Regions from separate parts of the Homo sapiens genome. Here region 2 is linked to region 1. The links are chromatin contacts, found by Hi-C or POLR2A ChIA-PET in ENCODE. All regions are on one chromosome and are shown on one strand. The core of a region is the stretch at or near the end of the contact, and the rest is flanking DNA. Distances in the headings are between cores, read along the strand shown. Region 1 overlaps LINC02240 (long intergenic non-protein coding RNA 2240). Region 2 overlaps LOC124901056 (a long non-coding RNA gene).

Evidence for each region. A loop is a pair of places that touch in the nucleus more often than their neighbours do. ChIA-PET counts read pairs that join two places held with the same protein, here RNA polymerase II (POLR2A).
Region 2: a map of endothelial cell of umbilical vein shows a loop between it and region 1 (2.1-fold over the local background). The contact joins two enhancer-like sites. A Hi-C loop is called at or near these places in 1 of 168 maps with a recorded cell type or tissue (endothelial cell of umbilical vein). POLR2A ChIA-PET finds 5 or more read pairs at or near these places in 1 of 52 experiments (H1).

The regions. Positions count from the first base shown.
Region 1 is chr5:125,555,848-125,562,439 of GRCh38, reverse strand. The region is part of intron 3 of LINC02240 (long intergenic non-protein coding RNA 2240); the gene reads right to left. All of the region lies in intron 8 of LOC124901056 (a long non-coding RNA gene), which reads left to right. Among named protein-coding and RNA genes, the nearest start is that of LINC02240, 66 kb to the right of the region's middle. Within about 2 kb of position 2,964, at least 2 of the 41 ENCODE cell types and tissues checked have a DNase peak (open chromatin) inside an H3K27ac peak, as active enhancers do; they include endothelial cell of umbilical vein, where a contact is called at or near this core.
Region 2 is chr5:125,656,801-125,663,392 of GRCh38, reverse strand. The region is part of intron 6 of LOC124901056 (a long non-coding RNA gene); the gene reads left to right. Among named protein-coding and RNA genes, the nearest start is that of LINC02240, 170 kb to the right of the region's middle. Within about 2 kb of position 3,557, at least 2 of the 41 ENCODE cell types and tissues checked have a DNase peak (open chromatin) inside an H3K27ac peak, as active enhancers do; they include endothelial cell of umbilical vein, where a contact is called at or near this core.

The DNA of each region.
Region 1 (6,592 bases), core at 1,715-4,214:
TGTATCCTTCCCTTTCCCATTGCCATCAACTTCTATCTTCACATCAGTCTGTTTCAATTGCTCCTCACCCCTGTATAATTTGGCTTTCACTGGGTTAACAAATGCCAGCAAAAGGCTTGGATGGAGGAAAAGCCCCGGTGTGGACTCCCCTTGGGAAAATCTGTTCTAAAGAAACAGAAGGAAGTCAGTACCACTGGGATATGTGGCAAGATCAGAAACATGTACCAGGATAGGCACAGGTGCAAGTCATTATATCCGTACCATGAGAGGAATAGTTACTGATGATAATCTCTGAGAACAAGGGAGGGTCATGTTGGAATTGTTGGAAGGAAGCTTAACTGCACCTCTAGGTCCAGCACGGTGTAGCTTGACCTATCTTAAGCACCTCATGTGGACCAGGTATATTTAATCAACATCAGTTTTTCACAAGTACAATATGAATATTAGAGAAAAAGGTATACTGGGAACACTCAGGCATTAACAAAAATTTCATTCTTTATCTTCAGTTTCTCAGGCTATTACAACATGGGCCAAACACATTTCTGAAGTCAGAGGTGGGAAACAGATTCAACTTAAGTATAATAATATTATATTATATACCCAAATGCCTCTGGGATTTATGATAACAAGCCCTTAGACTGGCTACAAGATTTATTCTGCAACTTATTTTCAACTTCAATTTATTCATTCTTCTTCCTGCACTTTCCGCTCTTGAATACACGCCTGTTGAAGCTTTCATTTCTTGTTTTTTTCATTTGACTATTTCTCTTCAATCTGTTTAACTGGCATAATTCTTAAATATTAGTTAAACTAGAAGAATAAATAGCACTTTCTGACATATGTAATTTAAGAGATAGGAAGGTAGCAACAATTAATCACTGGACACTCAAAAAATGAAAGAGCTATATGTACACACCAAACTCATAAAGAGAATTGAAGAAGACTAGACTTGGAATGCTTATTTTCACCCTGAATTATTTCATCTAAGTCCCACAGGGTGTATTATTTTAGACTAAATAACTCAGATGTGCAGAAATGTTTTGCTGGAAGAGGAGGAAGAATTCCTAAGAGAAGACCAAACCTTTTGGGAAGTAAGTTCTATATTTTAAAAGACAGCTGTAATCTATGTAGCATATTTAGGGGAGACTCTCTTGGAAAGAATGTTGAGCAAAGTTAAGAATGGGGGTGTCATCTTGAGAATACACTTCATGAAAAGTTTAGCTTCTAGACTGCTTTTCCCTTGAACAATGATGGATTCAAAATCTTTTCTTCATATGTTGTGAACTTGTTGTATCCTTGAATGCCTCAGTAAAGTCTGACATACTCATATGTGTGTGTAAATAATAAGTGTAGAAGACACATGAAGGAACCCAAGAGAGTTGGAGGAGTCAGCATTGTCGATGAGTCAAATCCATGCCCTTCCTCTTTTCAGACTCAGTGGAGGAACAGAGCAAAGTTAACACATTTCTCATTAGCATGGACTTGCTTTTTGTATTCTACTCCCTTCTCTGCCAATATGTGATCCTGGGTAGTCTATTATAGCCTTGGCATGAATGGTTATCACTGTGTTGCTGACTCCCAAATCCTCAGTCAGTCCAGAACTTACCCCCAACCTCAAGCTGATCCCATCTCCACCTGGACGCACTCTCTCAATGTGCTTCAGGCCAATCTCTTTACCATATCTCTGCCACTCCACTACCTTCCTCCCTAAAAGCAGTCTTGTTTACAGAGTAACTTGAGAAAAATCCAGACTCCTTTGTCTGTTATCTACGTGACTCAATACTTTCAATTTCATTTCTAACATATTTTCCAATTTCATTCCTTCCCTTGCCTCTCATTCTCATTTGCCTCATTCATTCTGGAGAACTTAGTCAATTCTTCTCAATTCTTTTGTCATCTGCTTCCTAACCGCTTTCCATTGGCATTGTATTTCCAACACATGATTCAACTTAAGTATAATAAAAAATAAAAAAAATACATAACAATTTAAAATTTTCACGTCTTAGCAAGTTTCACCAACCACCTCTTTTAGTTTCATCCACCCTTCCTCCTCCATTTCAGCAATAAGTCCTATATTCCAGCACTCTGATGCACTAGCTATTCGTCTAATATAACCCATTCTATTTCGCGCCATGATTTTGTATGCACGATTCTTCTAACCAAAAATGCCTCTTCTTCCTTTCCCCTTTTGTCCAAATGTCAAGTTCTTAATCGTTCCACAAAACCAAATTCAAATGATAGTCCTCAGAAGCAACCTCTCTCACCATCAGACCTCCTCGGAAATGCCCTCCTTGGTTTCTCAAGCTTTTTGCACACTATGTTTACTATAACATTTTGGTGGGGGGAAGTATATACTTTTTAATCTAAGGGATTTTTTGTGCTTATGCTATCTTTACAATTTGTATCTCTACAACCTAGCTCATAATATCTTGCACATCATAGGTGCCTAATAATTGTCGAGTAGCCAAAGAGAGTAAATTTAGGGCCATGTCATCAGGTGTGGTTACTAAGAGTGGAATTCAAACCATGGGTAAAGACATTTGTTGCTGAATAAAGAAAAATTGTCACCTCATTCAATGACAAGGATTATATACATGTGCATAAATGTTCTCTCCCTAAGATAGTTTTTCACTAGCCCATTAGGACAGACATATAGAATATCTCTCCAACAGAGATCTCTAATTTTTGTTTAGAATTTTGTGCATTTTTAATTCACACACAAGAACTGAATTTTTCATCAAGGTTGCTCATGGAGTCTTCAATTATATATTCCTGACACTTGCCTTCAGCAAGTAATGATTCATCTCCCTGGATCTCACTCTGAGTCTGTAGTAGATCTGGAGAATATTCTGAAGTTTCTTTTTTATCCAGCAAGACTGGCTGAGACTGGATATGAAAGCTGTCTAAATACTCTTATCTATTCCCAACCCACAGAAATGCAGGCTCCACACACTCTCTGTTCACCGTCATGAATCATGATGCTGACAAGCAAGTCTGATTCATAACATTAAACACAAGCTGATAGGAGTAACTTCTTCCTGAATCCATTGGGAAAGGGCATGGGTGTTCTTCCACAGATGTGAGCTTCTGCTGCCAATGTAAATGTAAAGCTGGAAGAGAATGAAAGATAGCCAATCTTCGTTTCATTTTTCCTAGGATATACAAGATTCGTTTCTCGCCATGAGAGGTCCCTATCCGATTTTCTTTAAAGTTGCTTGCTGCCTTCTGGAAATTCCATTGTGCCATTGCTATAAAGTCTATTAATATTCTATCATTGAGTTGTTATTACCATGGCCTTTATTATAATGAATAATAATGTGCTGCAGTTACATGGCACCTTTCTTCTTGGATCATCCTGCTTAGCCTCATAAAACAAATTAATCAAGTTACACCTTTAAGGAAAGCATTAAGCTACTTCATTGTAAGAGCAAATTGTCTTTGTTTGCTCTGACTGCAGTTGTGTACAGTTTTCTGAATGGGCATGTTAGAATACTCTATCAGGGAAATTTCAAATAGGCCATTATTTAAACTGATTGACTGGTTTCCCCCCAAAATTTTTTAAAGTCTTTTGAAAATACTATGTGAAGAAACAGATATATTCTTCTAGAGCACAACAAAGAGATCAGTGCATATGTGTGTGCTTGCATATGTGTGTGTGTGTGGATGTGTAAACAAATGTAAAGACACTCTTTATGCAGTGCACATTTTAAATGTCTGTCAAAAAGAGTACTGGTAATATCGGAGTGGCCTTGTTCCCCCTGTTTCGAATACTTGCAGGAGCCTGTACAGAAGCCACAGGCAGGAGCTATTCCCAACAAGACCTCGTAATATGACTCTTTCCCACTTCCTGCTTTCTCCTCCAACATACATAACTGTTATGATTCCATTCTCCACAGAGAGAAATAAGAAGAAAAATAATTATTGTATTTAATTTGCATATGAGGAAATTTCTAGTAATATCTCATTGCTGGACTTAGATTTAAATTTTGTGTTTTTTTCCCCCCAGGGGAGTTTTTGGTGTACTACCCCACTTCTCAAATTGATCTTTCAAATGTTCTACATCTGACATAAGAAAATGATAAGGAGATAAAGACAGAATTTCTCTGTATCTAGAGCTATCTTTAGTGCCATCCATCTGCCATCTATAATCTTGAGATGTGTGCAGGTTTAGCACTGGAATTCACATCAATGAAGTCAGATCTGGCAATAGATTATTGTTATGTTGGAGACTCTCCATGTACAGCCAGGCCTTTTGGCTGTGTAGCTTTTGGCTTAGGGTCTCTGTGTGTCTAGAAGCAAGCAAGAATAGTCTTCTTAAAAATAACAGCCATAACCATGAAGTGCATTACATGTTATCTAAGAATATCACGATGTTTCCTTATAGAAAAGAGAGATAATGTTGATTGAGTTTTATTTAAGAAGTGATTCATAATTCAGATTGAGTGAGATCGACAGTCACAATAGTCACTTCTAATTGCCATATGTAATTTGGGTACTCTTGTTTCAAATTAATTGCAACTCACTGTGGTAGGGTGAATAATGTCCTCTAAAAAAATGTCCCTGTCCTAATCCCCCCAAACCTGTGAATATGTTATCTTACATGGTACAAGGGATTTCACAGGTGGGACTAAGCTAAAGATTTTTAGAAGAGGAGATGATCTTGGATTATCTGACCCAATGTGGTTATAAGGGTCCTTCCTCTTATAAAGGAGGAAGGAAGATCAGAATTTAAAAACAGAAGGCAATGTGACTATGGAAGCGGACAAAAACTGACTTTTTTTTTTTTTTTTTTTTGAGCCCGAATCTTACTCTGTTGCCCAGGTTGGAGTGCAATGGTGCGATCTCGACTTGCTGCAACCTCCACCTCCCTAGTTCAAGTGATTCTCCTGCTTCAGCCTCTCGAGTAGCTAGGATTACAGGTGCACACCACCACGCCTAGCTAATTTTTGTATTTTTAGTAGAGATGGGGTTTTACCATGTTGGCCAGGCTGGTCACGAACTCCTGACCTCAAGTGATCCACTTGCCTCGGCCTTCCAAAGTGCTGGGATTACAGGCGTGAGCCACCGCACTTGGCCAGAAACGGACTTTTAAAAGTACTACCCTGCTGGCTTTGAAGATGGAGTAAGGAGCCACAAACCAAAGAATGTGGTTGGATTTCAGATGCTGGAAAAGGAAAGGAAACAGGTTTTGCCTTAGAGTCTGCAGAAGGAATGCAGGCTTGCCAACACCTTGATTTTAGCCAGTGAAAGCCATTTTGGACTTGTGATTTCTAAGGCTGTAAGATGATACATTGGTGTTGTTTAAGCTACCTAATCTGTTACAGTAGCAATAGGAGACTACTAAGTATACTAATGATGATGAAGAGAAGTGTAGAGGTTAAGATCGCATACTCTAGAGTGGGCCTGGCTAGGTTTGTGTCTTGGCTCAGCCGTTTATTAATTGTGTGACTGGGAGCAAGTTCTTTATGTTCCTGTGACTCAGTTTTCTTTTCTTTAAAATGGGCACACCTATATCACATCGAATGCTGTAAAGACTCAATTAATAAGTTCATTTAAATAGCTGAGAATAGTGCCTGTTACAAAACCAATGTTAGCCACATCAGAAAAAAGAAAAATAGCAGGAGTTAATCAATGCATAGTTTAGAGGAATTTTGTCTCAGATAATAATTAGTGACAGGAATTTAAAGCTAGTCTTTCTTGGTCTCCATCTATTCGTATGAATAATATAGGTGCTAGTTCAGTGTATCTCTCAGTTTCCTATTCACTCTGATTCTCTGCTCATGTTGTGCTGAGATTACTACCTACTTCTGCTCAGTTCTTCAGTTTATTATATAGGGGTGGTTTGGATTCTGAGCTCTAAAATATAAACTGAAATAAGATATCCATCCAGAGATTTTATAAAGTTTATTAATACCCATATATACTGGTTTTAAATTCATTTTCTCAAAATCTTTTGTCTTTTATACAATATCACTTAAAAATTAACCCTTGATATTTATGCCATTTATTGATTTAATGAGGAAAAGAGAAAAAGTATTAAAGGCAATAAAAGCAAAAGAGTTCAGTTACCTACGAGTGCCTCTTTGGGGGGCTTATTGTTAGAAAATGCATGGTTTCTTAAAATGTTAAATGTCCTATGTCATGGACTTCAGAAAACTGGGTGGTAAAAAACAAAAACAAACAAACAAAAAAACCTAAAATATATCCTAGGCATGTTTAGAAGAAAATGTTCAGAATCCTGAGTTGAAGATGGAAGAATGAAAGACAACCAATCATCTGAACAAAACCACTTTATAATTGTTTTATTAGTCTAAAAAATGGAGACATAAAACAAAAAATAATCAAATGGGCATAAAGCGATCTTTTGTTTGGAGGACGGTATATCATCCTGATTGGTGAGAGAGGAAAAAAGAACGAGAAGCATCACTCTTTTTTTCCTAAAAATTTCAAAGATGCTTTATTTTTATTTATTTTTAATTTTTAAATTATTTCAATAGTTTTTGGGGAAAAGGTGGTGTTTAGTTACATACACAAGTGATGATTCCTGAGATTTTGGTGAAGCCATCACGTAAGCAGTGTACACTGTATCCAG
Region 2 (6,592 bases), core at 2,308-4,807, 100 kb before region 1:
TAAAGGGAGCCCCAGATTGGTTTATAGATGGCAGCGCATCAAAAAAAACCCTCCTTTACAAGCAGGATATGCTGCCATTGAGGGATATCATGATGATACCCACTGTCTCCCACCTAGAAGAGTTGTAGAGGCTGCCCCCTTGCCTTGCCTTTGGGCATGTCCTCCCAACAAGCAGAATTAGTTGTTACAAACAAAACCAAGTTGCTGGGCAATTTTACAGGACATACTGAGAGTAGTCACCACAGATGTAGTTTTACTCTGGCAGCATTAACGCATCAGCCTGGTACAGGCTTTGAAAACAGATATTCTGTGTTGGCTCTTTTATGGATGGGTGGATAAAAGGACACAAAGATGCTGACAACATATAGAGAAGGGTTGAAGGAATGGGTTATGTAATCTAAGGTAATCAGAAAATGAAAATGAAAGATAATTTTACACAGAATTTGAAAAAAACTATTCTAAATTCACATGGAATCAAAAAAGCCCAAATAGTCAAAACAATCCTAAGCAAAAAGAACAAAGCTAGAGGCATCACATTACCTGACTTCAAACAATACTTTAAGACTACAGTAACCAAATGGCATGGTAATGGTACAAACACAGGCACATAGACCAATGGAACAGAAGAGGGAATCCAGAAATAAAGTTGCACACCTACAACCATCTGATCTTTGACAAAGCTGACAAAAGCGATAGGCAAAGAACTCCCCTTATTCAATAAATGGTGCTGGGATAGCTGGCTAGCCATATGCAGAAAATTGAAACTGGACCCATTCTTTATACCTTATAAAAAATCAACTCAAGATGGATTAAAGACTTGTAAAACCTATAGCTATAAAAACTTTGAAAGATAACCTAGGAAATGCCATTCTGGACATAGGACCTGGCATAGATTTCATGACAAAGATACCAAAAGCAATTGCAATAAAAACAAAAATTAACAAATAGGACCTAATTAAACTAAAGAGCTTCTGCACAGCACAAGACACTATCAACAGAGTAAACAGACAATCTACTGAATGGGAGAAAATATTTGCAAACTATCATCCAACAAAGGTTTAATATCCAGAATCTATAAGGAACTTAAGCAAAAAACAACCTCATTAAAATCTGGGCAAGTGACATGAACAAACATACTTCTCAAAAGAAGATGTACAACCAATGAACATATGAAAAAATACTCAGCATCGCTAATAATCAAAGGCCAAAACCACAGTGAGATACAATCTAACACCACACACCAGTCAGAATAGCTATTATTAAAAATTCAAAAAATAACAGATGTTTGCAAGGCTACAGAGAAAAAGGAATGCTTATACACTGTTGGTGAAAATGTAAATTACTTCAGCCACTGGAAAGCAGTTTGGAGATTTCTCAAAGAACTTAAAACTACCATTCAACCAATCGATCCCATTACTGGGTATATTCCCAAAGGAAAAAATATTATTCTACTGAAAAGACAAACGCACTTGTATATTTCTTGCAGCACTATCCACAAAAGCAAAGACATGGAATCAACCTGGGTGCCCATCAGTGGTGGGTTGGATAAAGAAATTCTGGTGTATATATCCCATGGAATACTATGCAGCCATAAAAAAGTCATATCCTTTGCAATAACATGGATCCAACTGGAGGCCATAATCCTAAGCAAATTAATGCAGGAACAGAAAACCAAATACTACATGGTCTCCCTTATAAGTGGGAGCTAAACTTTGAGTATACATAGACATAAAGATGCAAACAATAGACCCTGCAGACTATGAGAACAGGGAGGGAGAAAGGGGGGAATGGGTTGAAAAATTACCTATTGGGTACTATGCTGACTACCTGGGTAATGGGTTCCATAGCTCAAACCTCAGCATTATGCAATATACCCATGTAACATACTCACACATGTACCTCCTGTATCTAAAATAAAAGTAGAAATTATAAAAAAATTCAAAAACAAAAAGAATCAACTTTTAATTTAGTTCAAAATACTTTGTAATTTTATTTTTTATTTCTTGAATATAAGATGGGTTATTTACTGAAGTGTAGGCATACTAGATCAAATTAAAATGGGCTTTATAGAACAGGAGAATATAAAGGATCCAAGAGTTAGAAATACATGTAGACGTCACAGGAACTGATAAATCATAGGGAAAAGAGAGGACAGATATTTTCTCTAGCTCTCCCTATGGTCTCATATTCACTTATTCCTCCTTCTCTCTATAATGCTTTCTATGCTTTTTCCTCTGTAGACCAGTCTCTTCTGCTCATAGTCATCATGGTCACCACAAAATAGTGCCCTCAATCCTTGGTCTTCAGGATTTTACCTCAGCTTTATACATTTAATTATCTCAGTATTTCAGGGAGAGGAATTTCATTGACCCAACTTAGGCTGGGTGTCTACTTGATGCTATGGTGGCCAAGATGGTAGGAGAATCATTGGTACAGGTATAGACACCCAACCACATGAACAAGGAAAGGAGAGCACATAGACCTGTTCTTTGAACAGCATGTATCATAGTCAAGCATTTAGAGCACCAGGCACTAGGGGCAGAGTAAACAAGGAGAAAAGAAAGAAACAAGAGCCCAGGTAAGTTTTCTATGGGGTTCTGACTTTAAACTGACACCACTAGGCCCACTATGGTCTTAGGACTGTTAAAGCTCCTTTGGTATGACTAAGTCCATGATAGCATCATCTCCTGTTTTCTGATTGCTCTTGAGTCCCATGAGGGGATCTTGTTCATGTTAAGAAGACAGATCCTGTGGATATCCCAAGTAAAAACAACTCTCATTTTGGAAGTAATTCCCTGCTCCTGAAAGGTTCTCCCAGAGCCAGCTTCACTCTAAAGTCTGGTATCCGCAAGACCAGGAAATCACCAGTTGCAATTTTAGCATATTAAAGTCAATGGTAAATTTACTTGACTAGGGCTTTCAGCCTCCAGCCTCCTAAAGTGAGCATGAAGGCACAAACCTGAAATATTTAAGGAATGTTGGTACAATATTTCCTCTGACTGCACATAGACTTTCCTCAGGAAATGATTATGTCCATCCTTCTTTCCCCATTGAACCAGGAAGCATATCTATTATAAATATATTTTCTTTTTGTTACATTTGATGAATTCCTCATACTTTCAAAACCTTCTGTTTTAATTATGAAAATAAAGTTCTGTAAGTCACAAGACCTACTGGGTCCAGGAAATAATTCTGCCTTAAGGCAGACTATACGCAATTGGGGATTATACTTCAAGCAGGGTTCTGGATCCTAAACGTAAATTCTATTTTTAAAAGTATGAAATTTTCACTTAAAAGTTGTTAAATCTCAGTAAATGGGCTTATACTGATGTCCTGCTGCTCCTGAGGAAAACACAATGTGTGCTTAAAATTACTGCCTCTTTGTGATCTCTCTTTTCAGTTGCTTGTTCTCTAACAAAGTCCTACAAAGAGGTGACGGTGACTATCTGTGCTTTGCAATTCAAGCTGTTTTTTGAATAGACAGAATTTCCCTAGAACTGCCCCCCTCTTTCTTCATGACTTCTTGACCCGGCATTCATTAAAGCTGAGGTCCTGGCTCAAGTCAAGGGAAGATTTTAGTTATTATCCTTGGCAAAGGAACTCTCCACTGTGGCTTTGGTTTGAACTTCAGCTCTTTAGAGTACAGGGGTCACATGTGAATTTGTTATGCTCTCTGGCAAATGTTTCAGAATAAATGAATCTGATGAAATTCTCATGAAGTATTTGTTTTTTAGTGTTTCTCTAATATACAATAAATTGTAATTTATGAGGCATAATTGAAGAAAATTCTGGAGGAAGTTGTGTATAAGATTAGGGGGATTATTAAATCAACTTTATTGTGTTTTCAAAAGTTAAAAATGGTTTACAGCTATAATAAATTGCTTGAGAGTGCTATCAACCCATAAATTTTAATAATTTTATAAACATTCTGCAGTTAAGTTGGGCTCATGGCCAAATCCCAGGGCTGGTTTTGTGTCATGTAGTGTGTGTTTCAGTTTACCTGACTGATAAAGGAATGAGCTGTTCCTCATGCATGACATGCAGTGATTGGTCATTAATTTTAATGAACTAAAACTAAGAACTCAAATTTGAAGTCAGAGGTGCATTCGGCATCTCTGCCCCTCCCCAGTCTGTTGCCTAGTCATTGCTACTATATAGTATCTTCAAAGATAGAGGCTAATTTCATTTCCTTTAGCCTTTTCACCTTGAAAACCAGTTATAGAAATAATCACTTACTCATCTCCTATTGGGGAGCTGTTAACAGGATTGTTAAAATTTTTTTTAAGTAATAAGCTTAAAATACTCATAACAATTTGCATATAGAGAGTTCCCAATATACATTGGCTAAGATAGATTTATATCAATTTCATCAAGCAAATAAAGTGTGATATTTTTGGTATTTCTTCTCTTGTGAAAGTTGGTCAAATTTTACACAACTTGCTGAGATGTGCCTGTCTATGTAGAGGCTGGGTTTGTTTTAAATGTGTGCCTTAATGAAATGTGCTAATTAAGTGAGGATTACATTATTCACGTGTTCATCTAGACATTCCTGCCTAGATTTAGACCAAATTGATTATTGTATATTTAATAGAATACTATTTTGCTCTTTTTTTCTTTTATTCTACTCAAATTAAGCATATATAAAAACTGAGGTTATTAATTTGACTTGGTGTTCAATTATTCATTGTCGGCTTTTTATGATCATAAAAATAGTCACTGGATACTCAAGGATACTTAAGATTTAAACTATTGACTTTAGGCTACACATTCTGTTCTTTTAAAAAACACTTTTAGGACTATGATAAAAAAAAGTGGTGATTTTTTAATGATACAAGAGTCTTTTCCATTGAGTGTTTAATTTTCACTTTCTCATCTTACTGATGTGACTAAAAAAAAGTTAAAGTTGATGATTTTTGCCACCAAAAGAATGTCACTTGGTAACTAGATGTGTATATGTATTTATTCATCCATGCAAGACAGGCACATACTAATATATGCACTTGCCATGCCTACATTTTCACTTAATGAAGAGCTTAATAAAAATCAGCATTCATAGCCCCTTCCTAGTCAGATAAATTAGTTAATGCACAATAAGCAGCTCTTATGTATAATGCAAAAGATTAGTCTTATCATTTGCATAATGTGCTACAAATGGCCCACTGTTTCAAGCAGTAGAAGCTTTCTCATTAAATGTGAGTTGAAAGCTGAATGACGTCAATAAAGTAATTATGCTTCATTTGGCATATCTCATTCATTCTCTGGAGTTCAAGACCTTCTCTGAGCTCTGTTGACAGTGCTGCTGAAAGGCATGGTAATGGTTCAAAAGCAGAGCATTGGAACTCTGGGAATAAGCATGGTGTGCTCAAGCCTCCACTATATGAGTTGTTGGCCAGCAGCGATGCATTTTATCCTCTGGCCTATGCACACATGTATGTATAAGCATGTGCAACTAGAAACTCTTATGTTAATTCAAATTATCTGTCAGGGTCACTTAATCTCAGCCTTAAAAAGCTTACAGACATTCCCTGTAATATATGTCTGTTAGTACCAACTTCTCTGTTTTCGTTTGTCCTGGAATGTGTTAATTTGCCTTTTTTTCATAGATAAATGAGTTATAAAAAAAAATTCAGACCAGCAAAGTACCTATATCATTGACGTCCAGATTTGCCAGAATTCCCAGTGGAAAGAAGAGATTGACACTGATGGCATTTCTGTCTCCCTGCTGAAACATTTATAAAAATCCCAGTTCTGCCAATGGGATAGACAGAATTCACTGTCACAGTGTTGCCCCTCATCCCTCACGGAATGCTCACGTGAATATTTCCATGTTTTTGAGGAAATAGATTAGTTTTCAAAGAATATCTTTTAATTCAGAATACGCACTTTACTGATGTGAAAAATAAGACTCAAAGAACTTACATAATTTGGCAGAGATCCAGTTCTACTGAGTTTAGAAGATAAGTCTCTTGAGTCTTGTTCTTTGAGTATTGTTTCCCTGTGTTGTTAGTGGGTTTTTTTTTTTTTAATTCTTTTCACCTTTGTTTACTATCTCGAGGATGGGGAGGCAGATCACTTTATATTTGTCATGCAAAACTTCATATTAAAACTGTAAAAATGGTGGCTATGGAATTGCCTCTAAAAACTGATGCATTTCCATGCTCAGAATCTAACTCATTGCTCAAAAGCAGACTGTAGCTAATCTTTTTCTAGTATACTGTGTAAAAACAGCATTTCGACAAACGTGGTAAAATTATTTCTTCTGAAAATAGCACTTTACTGAAATCTTTGTTTTCCAATTAACTCTTCTTTCTTGAAGATAAAAAAAAATTGTTATTGAGAAAATGTCTGTTTTAAAGCATATATTTTATATTGTACTATTATATTTCATAATATTTTTTAAAAACAAAGAGGATTACTAGTACTTAGACAATTTCATCATTTTCTATATTTAATCCCACTTATTTCTGTGCTTATATAACTTATAAGCAATAAGTCTGTCTTGGAAAGGTAGAATATGCAACTTAATGCTAAAAGTAGGCTTGAATACCATCATAAGATCTGCGATTTATTCCTCCTGTTTGGGAAGTAATAT